4 separate regions of the Mus musculus genome follow, and all the other regions are linked to region 1. The links are chromatin loops, found by intact Hi-C in ENCODE. Cell type or tissue: left cerebral cortex. All regions are shown on one strand. Region 1 has its middle 89 kb from the start of Spred2. Region 2 holds the start of Gm32080 (a long non-coding RNA gene). Region 3 overlaps Spred2 (sprouty-related EVH1 domain containing 2). Region 4 has its middle 25 kb from the start of Spred2.

The links. Peaks named below come from ENCODE experiments on the same cell type or tissue, not always from the same donor. Only the 100,000 strongest peaks of a DNase experiment are listed, where the experiment ranks them.
Region 2: it touches region 1 in a loop (7-fold over the local background); 33 of 42 quality-filtered maps call a loop at or near these places.
Region 3: it touches region 1 in a loop (5-fold over the local background); 3 of 42 quality-filtered maps call a loop at or near these places.
Region 4: a loop joins it to region 1, with 11 times the contacts of the local background. A loop is called at or near these places in 7 of 42 quality-filtered maps.

Annotation. Positions count from the first base shown.
Region 1 is chr11:19,833,354-19,837,353 of GRCm38, reverse strand. No RefSeq gene overlaps it. Among named protein-coding and RNA genes, the nearest start is that of Spred2, 89 kb to the left of the region's middle. In left cerebral cortex, a CTCF peak has its summit at 1,903 (motif pointing right); DNase peaks (open chromatin) are centred at 955, 1,810 and 2,536; H3K27ac peaks cover 2,141 bases.
Region 2 is chr11:20,036,995-20,040,994 of GRCm38, reverse strand. Gm32080 (a long non-coding RNA gene) reads right to left here and starts at 1,319. Exons shown (of 2, transcript XR_381074.4): 1 at 1,115-1,319; 2 at 518-931. In left cerebral cortex, a CTCF peak has its summit at 1,934; DNase peaks (open chromatin) are centred at 1,116, 2,048 and 3,028; H3K4me3 peaks cover 284 bases; H3K27ac peaks cover 2,555 bases.
Region 3 is chr11:19,980,760-19,984,759 of GRCm38, reverse strand. All of the region lies in intron 1 of Spred2 (sprouty-related EVH1 domain containing 2), which reads right to left. Among named protein-coding and RNA genes, the nearest start is that of Gm39603, 54 kb to the left of the region's middle. In left cerebral cortex, no CTCF peak of the experiment used is centred here; DNase peaks (open chromatin) are centred at 1,234, 1,789, 2,135 and 2,391; H3K4me3 peaks cover 377 bases; H3K27ac peaks cover 1,010 bases.
Region 4 is chr11:19,897,519-19,901,518 of GRCm38, reverse strand. No RefSeq gene overlaps it. Among named protein-coding and RNA genes, the nearest start is that of Spred2, 25 kb to the left of the region's middle. In left cerebral cortex, no CTCF peak of the experiment used is centred here; DNase peaks (open chromatin) are centred at 563 and 1,684; H3K27ac peaks cover 809 bases.

The DNA.
Region 1 (4,000 bases):
CTTTGAGAAGAACGCTGTGTCATCGCTCTTTTCTGCTGCTCGGAGACAGAAGCGACAGGCAGGCAAAAGTCCTCATGTACCTGTGTGCATATATGTGGGAGTGTGCACATATCCTCATGCTATGTGGAATGTACGTGCTTGTGACTCCATGTGCATGTGTCTGTATGCAAGTGTGAGTGTGAATGTGAGTGCATGTCTGTGACCTGTGTACCAGTTTGCCCATGCCTTGTGTGCATGTTTGTGCATGCTCATGTGTGTGTATGTGAGCATGTGTGTGAACACGTGTGTGTACATGTGTGTGCTTGTCTGTATGTGCTAAAGCTGAGGCCATCAGAGGGCAGAAAGGTGAGCAGTGGTTAGTTTGGTAGAAAGTGTCATCTTTAAGCTTCAAGAACTAGGGAAAGGACTTGGCCATTGTTTGTTCATGCAGGGCAACAGGAGAGGTTTCTAGAGGCCCATGGGTGGTTGCAATCTTTAAAAGCTTTATTTATTTATATAGGTGTGTGTGTATGTCAAAGACAGTTGTGAATTTGGGTCCTCTGGAAGAGCAGCAAGCGCTTTTTTTTTTTTTTAAGATTTATTTATTTGTTATATCTAAGTACACTGTAGCTGTCTTCAGACACACCGGACAAGGCTGTCAGACCTCATCACAGATGGTTGTGAGCTGCCATGTAGTTGCTGGGACTTGTACTCGGGACCTTTGGAAAAGAAGTCAGTGCTCTTAACCGCTGAGCCACCTCTTCAGTACCAAGAGAAAATGCTTTTTTTTTTTTTTCTCTTCCTGGGCAAAGAATCTTTGGCTTTCACTATCTTCTCAGAAGAGTCTGTGACGTAAGAATGAACCACTGGTGTAGCAGAATCTTGCAACAGGGACGTTTGGCCATGTGTTGCCCCTCTTTGGCTTACAAGAGTGTGCAGAAAAGGCGGTGTGTGGAGGGCACTGTCTTGCCTGGGCTTGCTGCCTTTGACATTGCAGGTCTATGCTGCTGCTAAGAGGAGGTGGCTGGGGAAGAGATTCAAGGAGATGGGGTGGGGGTGGGGGTGGGGATGGCAGGTGACTGAAAGAGTGTGCACATCTGACAATCTGCCTATATCCCAGGTGCCAGATGTTTGCACCAGCTGCCCAGGGTACAGCCTGTAATCCAGGAACTTTGTAGCAGAGTGGGTGGTCCTTGTGGACATTAAGTGGGAACACTGGCAAGCAAAGGCAGTCCTCCAGTTTCCCAGGTGTCTCTGCTCTCACCTGCAAAGGATAAAAGTGACCCAGTCTGAAGGGCCCTGTGGCTGGCCAGATAACAGGCTTGCAACCAGAGGCACCGTTATTGGCAGCTTTTTCTCCCATCTGGAGCTGTAGGTGGTCTCTGTGGCCCCTACCAGAAGTATCCAAATAGATCCAGACCCAGAGTACGGGCTGGAAATGTGTGTGCAGGCTACCTGGCTGTTTCTTTGAGCATCCTGGGTTTAGTGTAATGGATGTTGTCTGAGGCTGAACTTGCCTGAACAAGGTTCCTCGTGGGACTTTCTTCTTTCAGAGTCAAGTCCATGTTTCCTTTGACAGAATCACAGTGCTCTTTCTGCCTAAGGACAGTTCATCCTATACCACACGATTCATCCTTGCAAGCGGATGGCAGCTCCTCCTATCCCTGCTAAAGGAGGAGTCATATCGTGGGCTCAGCCCCTGAGCAGCTTCATGCATATTACATTTAGGCTTCTGCACTGTGTGCACGATCCATACTGGAGGGATATTTATTTCCAGACCCGCCACATGCTCCCTGAGGCAGCCCCCACACAGATTTTAATTGCTAAACCGACTTATTCTGACTCAGTGTCTGTTTAGTAAAATGTCTGGAGATACAAAAGGGGGGGAGATAGGGGAGCTGGGCCAGATGCTGTCTGTGACTAACAGGACATCCACCAGAGGGGGCTGAGCAGCTCACTGGCATGTCATAGGTGGGTGGGCTTCTCAGAGCTCTTAGCTGTGCTCCATTGTGCTAAAACTGTAGTTGTGAATAAGCAATTGCATTAGAGCCTCTCGGCTGAGCTGACTCACTGCTGGTGACTGTTTCTGAGGAATGCCTCCAGGTCACAGGCTGCTCCAGCTTGTGGAGGCCAGGAAGCCAGCAGAGATCTCCTGAGTGTGCTCTTGACCTGGGCTCTGGCCCCTTGTTCCTCACCCCCTTTGTGGTGCCAGCCAGGGGTCTCTGAGAAAAGCGGGAGGTGGGGACTACACACCGGTTTCAGGGTGAGACTTGGGTTTGGTAGTGCTTAAAATCTTCAAAATCTTCCCCCTTTCCTTATTTATCTTTCTTTTCCTTCCTTCTTTTTTGAGGGGAACAGAGGGACACACACATGCACGCACACACACACACAAACACACACACACACACACACACACACACACACACACACACACACACACGGGGGTGTGGAGGTTGGTTCACCATGTAGCCTAGGTTATATAATCCTCCTGCCTTAGCTTTCTGGGATTACAGCTATGCAACTTCCTGGCCCAAGCCTTCAACATTCTCATTTATGGTTTTTGAGTCATCCTCCAAGGGCGGCCTGGGCACCCGTGCAGGCCTCTGTGCCTCCGGCATGAGGGAACCACCAGCTCGCTGAGCTGAGGCCCAAGTGCTCAGCTGCTTGTTGTAGCACGGATCACGTAAAATGTCACTGTCCTCCTCCCTGACGGTGCTGTCTTGAGTCTTTGTGACACAGCATTCCTGCTAAAGGATTGCTTCTAAGAGCTCCAGTAACAATTGAGGGAGTGTGGAGGTAAATAGATGGGATCTTTTGTCATTAATAATTGAATTTGAATTCACTCATATTTTGAAAGAACAGGGAAGCAGGCCCACAGGTTTTAGTAGTGAAACCTTTTGAGAAAGAGATCAGGGGAATCACAGAGTGCAGGGTCTGAGGCCATGGGAGGAGGCCGGGGCTACCGAGGCTACTGGACACTGTTAACACCACAATCCAGCTACTGCCAGCTGGGGCGACATTGCCACCATTTCTCCTCCATACAGACTTGTTAATGGATGCAGACACATTTGCCATAGCTCACGGGGCTTCACTGTTATTTAATGGGTCGAATCTGGGATGCTAGTTACAGATCCCATAATGCAGCCATCAGAGAAGAACCATCAAGCCCTAACACTGACAGGGCCACTTTGGTCATCCGGGCTACAAAGCATAGCAGTCATGCACCCACCCGTGTCCTCTCCCTTCTGTGGCCTGCCTTTGACATCACCTGAGTGACTTCCCCCAGCCCTGTTGAGAGCATTGTGTGTGCCAGGCACAGTGTCTTGATGTCCAGGTACAGCTGAGGCCAGTCAGGGAATGTGTCTGAAGACAGCCATTCTGTCTAGGGAACTTGGTCTCTATGCACTGGGTGGGAGTCTCCCAAGGCAGTATTTGATGGTAACCTTTGTCCTCAACAAATGCCAGCATCCACTGGGGACACTTTCCTCTGGGGTCCCATGCCATGTCCTGTGCTGGCAAGATCTGTGGTCTGAATGCTGTTCCAAAGGTGTGCTGGTTTCTCTCCCGTGAACCTCCCACTTGAGGAGAGTCTGGTCCTGATTCAGGAAGGATGCCAAACTCAGACTGAGAGAGCCCAGGGCTGTGTCCCTTCTCTTCAAAGACTGTTTATGACTGACTTGAAGATTTCTGCAGAGCAATCCCCTACCTCCAGTCCCAGGAGTCCCTCCCTGCTCAGAGGTTCTGTGGGGGAGCTGAGGGCTCTTTGACCAAGGTACTTTGGAGAAGAGAGACTCCCAGGTCTCACAGAGCAATCCTTCTAACTGCGATGGCTGTTCTTGGAAGTCATCTTGATTTCATCTGGAATTAACCAAAGCCCAAGTGGTTGAGTACACTTGAGAGGGATTTGGTTTGTTGTTGTTTTTCAAGACAGGGTTTCTCTGTGTAGCCCTGGCTATTCTGGAATTCACTCTGTAGACCAGGCTGGCTTGAACTCATAGATCTACCCACCTAGGCCTCCTGA
Region 2 (4,000 bases), 200 kb before region 1:
CTCTCTCTCTTTCTTTCCGAGACAGGGTTTCTTTGTGTAGCGCTGGCTGTCCTGGAACTCACTCTGTAGACCAGGCTGGCCTCGAACTCAGAAATCTGCCTGTCTCTGCCTCCCAAGTGCTGGGATTAAAGGCATGTGCCACCACTACCTGGCCTCTCCCTCCCTTCTTCCCTGTCTTCCTCCCTTCTCTCCCTCTTTTCCTCCCTCTCTCCCTCCCTCCCTCCTTTCTTTCTTCCTTCCTCCTGGGTCACAAGGACAAAAGCAGTTTGTAAGCTCAGTTCTCCGGAGGCCAAGGCTAGAGAACTACTGAGGGCTGGAGAGATGGCTCATCAGTTAAGAGAACTGGCTGCTCTTCTAGAGGTCCTGAGTTCAAATCCCAGCAACCACAGGTGGCTCACAACCATCTGTAATGGGATATGAAGAAAGATTCATAAAGAAAGATTCTATGATGGGATATGAAGAAAGAATGGGATTCTAAAGAGAACAATAGTGTACTCATATAAATAAAATAAATATATAAATCTTGAAAATCTTAAGACAAACAAACAACAAAGCAGCGTGGAAAATGCTGCTCAAGAGCACTGCCGTGCATGCGCATGCGCACACAGATATGTTCTAAAAGGGGGAGGCGGGCATGTTTCACGTACGACTCACGCCTCTGTGCTGCTGGAGAAGACACCACAGGACCTCGGGTTCCCATGCCCCTCACCAAGGCAGCATCCTTCCATGAGTGGAGAGGCTCGTGGGCTCTGGGCGGCAGAAGGCAACGGTCCCAAGGTCCCCTCCAGCCCCAGCATTCTGTTTCTGTTTCTGAGAAGTGTGGCCATCACACCCAGGAGACAAAGAGGCCTGAAATTTGGATTTCCCAAATAAGTCCACTGACTCAAGTCTCTCTGGTGTTCTGTTATATGCCAGGTGCTCTTCCGGGACACTGGACAAAGAAGAGAAAGAAAAAATCCGGAGAATAGCTGAAACATGTAACTAAAGATTTCAGGGGAGTGAGTATGGTTGACCCAGTATAAGGCGTGAGGGGGAGGGAGGATGGAATTCAGCCCAGGGCCCCACACATGCGAGGCAAGCTCTTAGCCCTGGTTTGTTTTTCTTTCTTTCTTACTGGGATCTCTGGCTGGCCTCATAATGGAAACTTGCAGCAATCCTTCTGCCTCTGCTTCCTCAGTTCCGGGATTACAGGTGACCTCACAATACTTGGAGGGAGGGGACAGTAGTTGCCAGACATGATAGCACTGGACCTTCATTTCAGGCCTCAGGGGGCAGAGGCAAGCGGATTTCCATGAGTTCCAGGCCAACACACACACACACACACACACATACACACACACACACACACACACACACACACACACACACACACGACAAAAACTGATCAAAAGTAACCTGGAGAAAGTGAGGGAGGAAGCCACACAGACACCGAGGGCAGTGTACTTCAGATGAGGGAACAGTAAATGTGAAGGTTCTGAGGCAGGAACGTGTCTGAAGACCAAGGGAGCCAGTGTGTGTGGCTGTGGGAATAAAAAGAAGGGGGTAGAGAGATGGTTCCGTGGTTCAGAACCCTTGCTGCTCTTACCTATGACCTGGGTTCAATTCCCAGCACCCACGTGGTGGCTCGACCATGTGCAACGCCAGTTCTGTAGGCTCTGCTGCCCTCTCCTTCTGCCCTAGAGCACCAGGCTCACACGTAATGCTCTATGTATACCATATATTAAAAAAAATTTTTTTTTTTTGAAGAAATAAACTTGAAACTAGGTAATAAGAACCAGGCTAGATCCTCTTCCACTCAGCCCTGCAGGAGAACCTAGGCCACCCCCAGGAATGCCACAGTGACCGCTGCACTAAAGCTTTGCCCTCTGGGTGTGTGGCATCCTGCAGAGGGTCCAGAGTCGGTTGGCTGGCAGCTTTGCTGTGTGGAAGGAAGTGCTTAGCGGGGAAGAGCGGGAGTGGCTGAATCCCTGCCAGACTCATAATGCTTTCAGAGTCTGTTCTTCCCATGGGTAGGAGGAGCCTCTTCCTTAGCATCCTCCATGGAAGCTCCCGGAGATAATGAAGCTCACCCCATCCACCCCCACCGCCACCCCCACACGGAGCAGTTTTGGGAAATCACGTGGAGCAGCACAGGTTTTAAGGAGGCTTTGGGGACTGTTAATAGAAGGCTGAGCGGGATACAGGAAGAGGCTGTAAAGAGTGCCTGCCTTCCCTGAGATGTGGCCAGGTGATGAAATATTAATGCTGCTCCTGACTGTTGAGGGAGTGTGCCTAATGATGTCATCAGATATCTGGGCAGGGGGTCAAGTGTGCAGTGAGTTTTGGGCTCAATCAAAAATTGCTCAGTGGGTGCTACGAATGGATTGCCGGAGTGCTCAATTTCTGGAGTGCTGGGATTTTAAGTGTGAACCATCACAAGTGCCTCAGCCCATCACATCTTAGGTGCCTTTAGGACTTTCTGTTGCTGCTAGTAACAGTGTTGTATGGAGCATCTTCAGGGAAATGCCCCTACACAGATCTGGGAGCCACATCGTCTTTTTGTTTTGAGACAGTTTCTTATGTGGTCCAGGCTGGCCTCAAAGTTGCGAATAACCTTGAACTCCTGATTCTCCGGCCTCTAGGGACTACAGCATGCAGCAGCACACCAGGCTGAATGCTGCCTTTTGATAACAAAAACAAGATGGCATTACAAAATCGTTGAGGAGGGCTGGAGAGATGGCTCAGCAGTTAAGAGAAATGGCTGCTCTTCCAGAGGACCTGGGTTCAATACGCAGCAACACACAACTGTCTGCAACTCCATTTCCAAGGGATCTGACAACCGTACACAGGCATGCATGGAGGCAGAACACTAATGTACATAGTTAATTAATTAATTAATTAATCAATCAAGTAGTTGAGCAACATACTATAATACACTCCCACACTTGGCAGTAAAGGAGGTAGTGCTACCCAGCGCCCTAGGGACAGGTCTGAGTAGAAGCAAGGACATAGGTAGCAGGGTCCCTCACCCAGCTGTGCCATTACATCATGACATCATCCAGGAACTAGAAAGGACACAGTCATGCCTGCTGACTCAGCACGGTCACTAAAGGAGGCACTGATGAAACCCAGTGCAACTAAGTAGCCTGGCAGAGCTGGATCTTCCCCATTGTGCTCTGTTCCTCCCTGGACAGGTGGGCGTGCACACATGCTCAGCAGTAGCTTGCATGTTCTCTAGCAGGTCCCATGGCTCCAGGAGGTCTTGAGCTGCTCCCGGGCTCAGAGAGAGGGTATAAGCCAACAAGTAGACAAGTGCCTCCCTACCCCATTCTGCACCCCAACAAGGTTTCTCTGTGCAGCCCTGCCTGTCCTGGAACTCACTTTGTAGCCCAGGCTGGCCTTAAACTCAGAGATCTGCCTGTCTCTGCCTCCCAAGTACTGGGATTAAAGGTGTGTGTCACCAAGCCTGGCTTGTAGCAGTTGTAACTACACTCCTTTAGGGAGTCATAGTCCTCGCATATCAGCAGCTGTCTGTCACCCTGCAATACCAAGTGAGCCAGTCTGCTTTCATCTTGAGTGACTTGGAAGAGCCTGGATAAATCATACCCTGATACCACAATGTCTTGCTACTGGCCACAGTTGGTCAAATGACCATACCAACTGTAAGAGGCCGGGGGATGAACATCGAGCCTGTTTGCTATGTGCTGAGGCTGGTGGACCCAGGGGAGGGGTGCATCAAGCATGGAGTGAATGCAGGATTGTTGGAAACTGTTAATAGCTTTGGGGACCAAAATAACATTTAGGGGTTGCTGGGCAGATTTATCTGTAAAATATGTTTCTTTCCTTTTCTTTTTCTCTTCTCTTCTTTTCTTCTCTTTTCTTTCCTAACTATCTTATAAAATAAGTCACAAAAACCTCCAAGACACAAGCTGCGCTTAAGTACCATAAATTATCAGCAGGCACATATTCCAACAACAGCTCCCCAAAGCAGGAAGCACAGGCCACAGCAGACCTGGGAATT
Region 3 (4,000 bases), 150 kb before region 1:
GTCTTAAAAAAGAAGGAGGAGGAGGAGGAGAAGTCATTGCACCATCCATTCTATTTATATTATTATCTAAAAGCCATGGAAACAGAGTAGTATGGTGGCTGTCCTGGGCCGGGGAAGAGAGTCAACCACCGTGCCTGGAGTTTCGGTTTTGCAAGGTGAAATGTTCTAGAGATCTAGAATGCACAGAATCAGTGTCACTTTAGCATACACTAAGCAGTTGCTAAAAAATATTGGGGTGAAAAAAACCACTGATTTGTGTGCATGGGGGAGGGGTGTTATGTCACAGTGCAGATGTGGAGGTCAAAGGGCAACCCCCACGAATCCATCCTCAGGCTTAATGACAAGCGTCTTGATTTGCTGAGCCCTCTCACTGGCCCTGTATCCTGGTTTCTGCCACATGAGAAGGGGGTACCTTGAGAAGTAAGGGAGCCACTTGAACTGGGTTCAGGAAGTCTGGGTTGCATGCAGGAACACTCCCAAAGCCTGAAGGAGTGAGCATCACCACTGACAAAAGGTAACAGTCGGCGCATGCGCAGGACCCTCTCCAGGCGCTGCTTCCAATGCTTAAGGCCCGTTACTCTGCTCTTCTGCGTGCAAGGCAGGTCACACACAGCTCAAACCTCTTAAGTACTGGCTTTACTGACAGAAAATGGCGTTTCTTATAATATCATCTCAAAACATCAGACGAGTTAAATAGAACAGTGTACCCCCAAACTCTGAGACAACATTCTAAAAAGAAAAAAAAGGAAGGCTAACTTATCTTTATGGGTAAATCGCATGCATATCACATGTGTGTCCACAAATTCCCTGGCACTGGAGTTACTGAAGGTTGTGAGTCTCCATGTGGGTGCTGGGAACCAAACCTGGGTCATCAGCAAAAGCAGGTGGTGCTCTTAAATACTGAGCCTCTGAACACTGAACAGTCTATATACAATGCAACACACACACACACACACACACACACACACACACACACACACCGGGATATTTTTATGATTAGACCCTTTTTATTTCTTCTGATCTCAGTTTTGAAGATTACTAAAAACAATTACAAGAGTTTTCTAACACTTCCATTTCTTCTCCATGGGAGTTAGCCATGTTTTTAATATTACTCAAGGCAGGAAAAAAAGGGACTGGCTTGATTTCCCCCCCCCTTTGGAACAAGTTCCTGCCAGATTCTGCACACTGCAGCTCTCCGGCGATGTGATGAGAACACATGCCCACCCACAGACACTAACTTTGCTCCTCACCCTCCCTGAGCAGCCTGTGACACATGCTGCTGTGCTCAGCGGATGGAATTCAAGAGCCCCAGTCAAGCAGCAGGGCCCAGGGGGCCAGAGCAATGGCAGGCAGGCAACCGAGGAAGCAAGTGTTTATAAATGAGGAGAGGAAGAGGGGAAGAAAGGGAGGGAGAGAAAAGGGGAGGAGGGAGAGGAGGACAAGAGCAGGGGGGTGGTAGGAAGCACAGAGAGGGGCAGAGAGAGTGTTTCCATTCTTTACAATTGCATGATTTACCTCTTGATTGGAATCTAAATACAGCATCTCACTGAGATTTCTCCCATAATGACCTCAGAAGACAGCAAGAACAGCCGAATCCCAGCACCACTCCCAGAAGGCATAGCGAGGAAGGGTCCACTTACAATCCAAGTCAAAAGCTTTCAAAAGAGAACTGAGGTGCCAGCCTCCTTCTGAAGTATTGGCTTTCTCTATGGTTCTCATGAGCCACAAGGAAATGGTACTTACAACTCAACTCATGTGCATGGCTCCCCTGGCTGCCCCACTTTCAACGCCAAGGCACTCTAGGTGTTAACGCACTGAACTGCCAGCAAGCTAATGCCCAGCAAAAGGAACAGTCCACAGTAGCTAGATAAGAGAGGGCACGTATCCGTTTATACTTCAGAGGGAGGCTTGTGGCTTAAGAAATTTACTCTATGCTTGTCTCTGGCTTCTCTGAGCTAAACAGAAAACCTACAATTTCCAAATAATGACAAAAATTCGTGTGTGCTCCAGACATTGGACAAGTGTGACACAGGCAATGCACGGGTAAAGCCTCTGGTGGGAGCCAGCCATGTTCTCAGCACACACTCTCATACATGTGAACAGCAGGAGCAGGCTGCAGACTCCAGAAACAGGACTCTCAAAAGCACGTGAGTATTTTTAAATGTTGGCAGCTGGTCTATAGTGATTTTAAATTAGCTTGTTTTTATGAAATAGTTACTGAATTCATATAGCTGTAATAGATCCTAAAAAGAGGAGTCTTCCAAACAGCTAAAAACTGGGAAGCTGTCTGTTCCACTAAGATACCATGGACACTATGGTCTCTTAGGATGAATGAACTCCATGACTGACACCTCCCAAGACACAGAGCGGAAAAGCACGTCTTTTGTCTACGGTTACGTCACTTGGCTGGGTTCAGAAAGCGTGGTTATCAAAACCACCATCAGCTGGATTTTGGAGTAGAGCATTCTTTCAGCAACCAAAGTTAAAAGAGGGCTGGGCCTGGGTCCAAGTGCATACACATGTGAGTGCCTAGCCCATGCCTCGCACATCAAAGGCCTCAAGTTCAATCAATATCCACTGACTACTTCTAAGCTGAAGAATAAGACCTTTAGTAGCAGTGGTAGAAGAGAAAGAACTCTAAAGACTATCTATGGTCACCCTGGGCTGACGGTTCACGGTGTTCATCATCAACGGTCACCCTGGGAGCAGCAGCCACAGCTCATGTACAAAGCTCCGAGATCTGGAAGAACTGGTCCTCACCTGGGCTAGTCCTAAGGAGACAAAGATCGGGAAAACAGGATATTTTCATAGAAAATACCAACCAATCAAGAGATTTAGCCTTGGTGGCCTGGAACTTGCTAGGTAGACCAGGCTGACCATGAATTCACAGAGATCTGCCTAACTCTGTCTTTTCTGGTTTTGTTTTGTTTGTTTGTTTGTTTGTTTGTTTTGGTTTTTCGAGACAGGGTTTCTCTGTATAGCCCTGGCTGTCCTGGAACTCACTTTGTAGACCAGGCTGGCCTCGAACTCAGAAATCCGCCTGCCTCTGCCTCCTGAGTGCCGGGATTAAAGGCGTGTACCACCACGCCCGGCTCTTTTTTTTTTTTTTTTAAGATTTATTTATTATGATTACACTGTAGCTGTCTTCAGACACACCAGAAGAGTGCATTGGATCCCACTGCAGATGGTTGTCAGCCACTATGTGGTTGCTGGGAATTGAACTCAGAGCCTCTGGAAGAGCAGCCAGTGCTCTTAACCACTGGGCCATCTCTCCAGCCCTGTTTTTATGTTTTCTAAGAGACAAGATCTTATACTGTAGTCCAGGCTGGCCTAGAATTTACAATAATCCTACTTCGGCTTCCTGAGTGCTGAAATTACAGGCATGAGCCATTATGCTTGATGAAGTTTTGACAAAGTGAACCACAAACTGAGTGTTTTTAACCAAAACTCTGGGGGAGCTCATATACATACATATATCCAAAACTATGTATTCTAGTCAAGTCAACATGCTCAAAGCTTTCCTGACCTTGAAACACAATCTTAATGAGAAGGAAAAAGGCTCTCATTTTGGATCTGAAATATTTTTAATATCAGCAAGTGCTGTTATTGAATGTGTACTATATATACATATATGCACATATGCACACAAAAATAAACGCTACAGATGTGGGCAGGGAATTCTTAGCCAGACCCCAACATACTCCAAACACTATTCTTCCTCATTATCATCCTTGACCAAAATTAGCAAGTTACGGCATAACAGGTGGCTTTCATTTATAGAATGTAAAATTAATGAAATTTAAAGGTGGTTTGTCTTGAAAAACAAGCTGGCCATTCTTTTTTTTTTTTTTTTTTAAAGAAAGAAAAGAAAAAAAAAGCACACTATAATCTACAAACAGAACATACTGAGCAAACTCCTTCCAAGTTTTCTAAATGTGCTGAAACCAATAAATGAAATAAATCTGTTTACCAGGAGTTTAAAATTCATACACCTGAAGAA
Region 4 (4,000 bases), 64 kb before region 1:
AAGGCTGTCCTCAAACTCACTATGTAGCCCCAGACTGGCCTTGAACACAGTCCTCCTGTCTTGCTTTCTCAAGTGGCATGTGCCACTTTCCCACCCCCACCCCACTTCATTTCTTTTTTCTATCTTCAACTTTTTCCTTTATCACACACCGTTCACTGCTGGCCATCAAATTTGTTTCATCCTAAAAAGCAATTCCGTACTTGCCTATGTATTTCCCTCTAAATTCCGCATACGGGGCTGTCCGTGGGAAACTAAAAGAGGAGAAAGGACTCCTATAGAATAGTGGTTTCTGAGCAATAAAGCTAACTGAGAAAGGGGATGTGGAGGTTTTGGCAATGACTCTGGGTAAAGAGCTTGCTCTGCACGCATGAAGACCTGAGTTCAAATCTCTAATGCCCACAATAAAAGCTGGGCCAGGCAGCATGTGTTGCCATCCTAGCACTATTGGATCAGAGGCAGGCAGATCCCTGACGCTTACTGGCCAGCCAGCCCACCCAAATCAGTGAGCCCCAGATTCAGCAAGAGACTCTGCCTCAAAAACTAAGGCAGATGGGCTGGAGAGAGAGCTCAGTGGGAAAGAGCGCCTGCTGTGCAGAGTTTGGATCCTAACACCCGTGGGAAAAGCAGGGCATGGCTATAAGTGACTGTCATCCAGTTCCATGGGGGAGAGAGACAGGAGGAGCATTGCGGCAGGCCAGCAACCTATCCAGGTTCAGTGACAAACTTGTCTCTAGAAGGTAAGCCTGAAAGGGAGGGTACCCACCATCCTTCTCTGGCTCCTAATACCTCTCCTCTCCTTCCCTCCCTCCCTTATTTGCTCTTTCTCTCCTTCTCCACTGCCCCAACCCCCTGCAAGACACAGACTCACACAACAAACTTCCTATTTTTCTCTCCCCACATAGCTACACACACACACACACACACACACACACACACACACACACTGAAGGATATCAGATAGCAATGTGACGTGAATCAGGTAAACACGTAGGCGAGGATGGAATAATGAATGAAGAAAGGAGATTTAGTAAGTGAGTTGAGGACGTTTATTGGTCCATGTATAAAGTGAATAAAATGAATAGCGGCTGCCCATGTTATTGAGTAACGACATAAACTGCAGTTAAAAACACAAGAGAGGTTAGGTTTGGTTGGGAGCAGTTCTAGACCAGCCTGGGCTGTTGAGTGAAACCACATCTCAAACAAAGCAAACAAACAAACTCCACAAACCTCAGAACAAGTTTCCCTTTACCCCCTTGTCACCCCACTTGGTCCTCCTCAGCCACTGGGCAGATTGTCTATGGATTGGTGATGAGAGTTGATGGCAGATTAAGACAGACAGACAGACAGACAGACACACACACACACACACACACACACACACACACACACACACACACACAGGTAAAGCTGCCTGGAATATCCCTCTATACAGGGTGGGCCCGGGGATGGGAGAGCTTTGGAGCATGGCTTGCTGCCAGTCTTGAGGACTCTCGGCTTAAGAAGGTCCTAGACTCCCCTTCCTTTTCCTCTGGTGCAACACTGCTCGTGAAAATGCACTTCTCACATCTACTTTCCCTGAGTTTCTCTACACTGAAGTCTTCTCATTCAGTGTAGAGTTGTGCTCCTGACACTCGAAGCAAAGCAGATGGTTTTCCCTCCCCATAAGCAGGCAGCCATCTGGTGAGGGGGCATTTGGCTCAGGCTTGGGGAAGGAAGCAAGCCACCCAAGAATTCTACCTTATGCTCAAAATGCCATCATCCGTGATCATAACTAATGTTTATTGAGCACTTACTATGTGCCAGGCCCTGTTCTAAGTGCATCACATGTATCACAGTAATTCACTCACCATGAGACATAAGACTATTAATAGCAAAACCGTTAGGGACGGGAGAAACTAGGCACTGAAAGGTTAATTACTGGCTTAGGATATAGTTCAGTGGTAGAGCATGTGCCTATCTCACAGGAGACTTTGAGTTCAAGTCATAGCACAAGGAGAGAGACATGCACAGACAGAAACAGAAACAGAGAGAAACACACGAGAGAGAGAGAGAGAGAGAGAGAGAGAGAGAGAGAACCTGAATGATTGCATGATTGCTTTGTTGAGTTTAAGCAGAGGCAGGATGACTGCTGGTATTTCAGAGCCATCCTGGTCTACATAGTCTCAAGCAGCCAGTACTACATAGTAAGACCCTGCTTCAGAACATCAAACCAAAGGAAACAAACAAAGAGGTTAAATTACTTTCTCTCTGTGTTAAGTAGGGGTGAAAGCAGGGTCTGAACTCAGGCACCCTTGCTCTGAGGCTCAGAACGAGACTCACAACATGTAAGTTCCTGGTATTTAGACACAGCCCCGAGGATCTCTCTGTGTCTCTACCTCTCTCTCTGCTCTCTTTTTCACTCTGTGTTTGCTCACACATAGCCACCTATGCTATCTACATTGAGCAGCTGATAGGAAAATCTATTTGAGTCATTCACAGTTGTCTTAGTTAGGGTTTTACTGCTGAGAACAGACACCATGATCAAGGCAACTATTATAAGGACAACATTTAATTGGGGCTGGCTTACAGGTTCAGAGGTTCAGTCCATTATCATCAAGGCGAGAGCATGGCAGCATGCAGGCAGGTATGGTGCAGGAGGAGCTGAGAGTTCTATATCTTTATCTGAAGTCTGCTAGCAGAATACTGGTTTTCAGGCAGCTAGGATGAGGGTCTCAAAGCCCATACCCACAGTGACATACCTACTTCAACAGGGCCACACCTTCTAATAGTGCCACTCCCTGGGCAGAGCATATACAAACCATCACAACAGTGCTATGTAAATGAGACCCTTGGGTGACTTCCTGCACACCTGACAGCAGGTCATCCAGACTTGGGAAGTCTGACATTGAGGAAGAAGCATTTCCTGCATGGACTTATCATTCACTGGGCATGAATTAGAGCCTGACTTGTGCTATCTTATATTACTTTATTTGCTTTTCATAGACATAAACTCTCTCATAAATAAAAATGCCCATTTTGGGCTGGAGAGATGGCTCAGTGGGTAAGAGCACTGACTGCTCTTCTGAAGGTCCTGAGTTCAAATCCCAGCAACCACATGGTGGCTCACAATCATCCATAGTGAGATATGACACTCTCTTCTGGTGTGTCTAAAGACAACTACAGTGTACTTACATATAATAATAAATAAAAAATCTTTTAAAAAATGCCCATTTTACAGATGAATATGAAAGGAATACCTAAGGCAGCCATGATGGTATTGGTACTCCAGTACTTGGGAGTAGGAGGCAGTGTCACCCAGTGGTTAGGATCAGAGCCTGAACCCTTAAAGTCCTAGCACGATAGGTTTGACCACTGGGCCTCAACAGGCTGAGATAAATAATAAGAAGAAGCAGAGAAAGGGTGCCATCACATTGGAAATAGGAACAGGAGGGCAGGTCCTATTCCCTGCCAAAGTCTATCTTTGGGATCCAGACATGTGATTTCAGTTTAAATAGAGTGCAAGAGGTCTGCAGACCTAAGCGGCTCTGATAAGGTATAGCTATGCCCACAATTGACCCTTCACTGTCTCAGGTGCAATATCCCCTGCAAGACGGTCTGACAAGTTATCAGAGCTGTGTAGACCCCCCTCCCCCAACCACGTTTACTAGGATTCATCTTTTTCTTCTCCCAGATTGAGATCCTGCAGGGCAGGTTACAGCAGGATGACCGGGAAGGCCAACCTGGTCTACAGAGCACATGGAAGCCAGCCTGAGTTACAAGGGACACTGTCTCAGGAATATCAACAAAACAAACCCACAGATGACTATGCACAACCAAAATAGAGGCGTGTAAAGAGGTATGAAGTTGGGCTAGGGGCATAGCTGAGTCGGGAGAATGCTTGCCTGATGTACACAAAGCCTTGGGTTGAATTCCCAGCAATTTGTAAACTAAGAATGGTGAAACAGGCCCACAGCCTGACACTTAGGAACTGGGCATAAGAACGGGGCATTCAAGACCATTC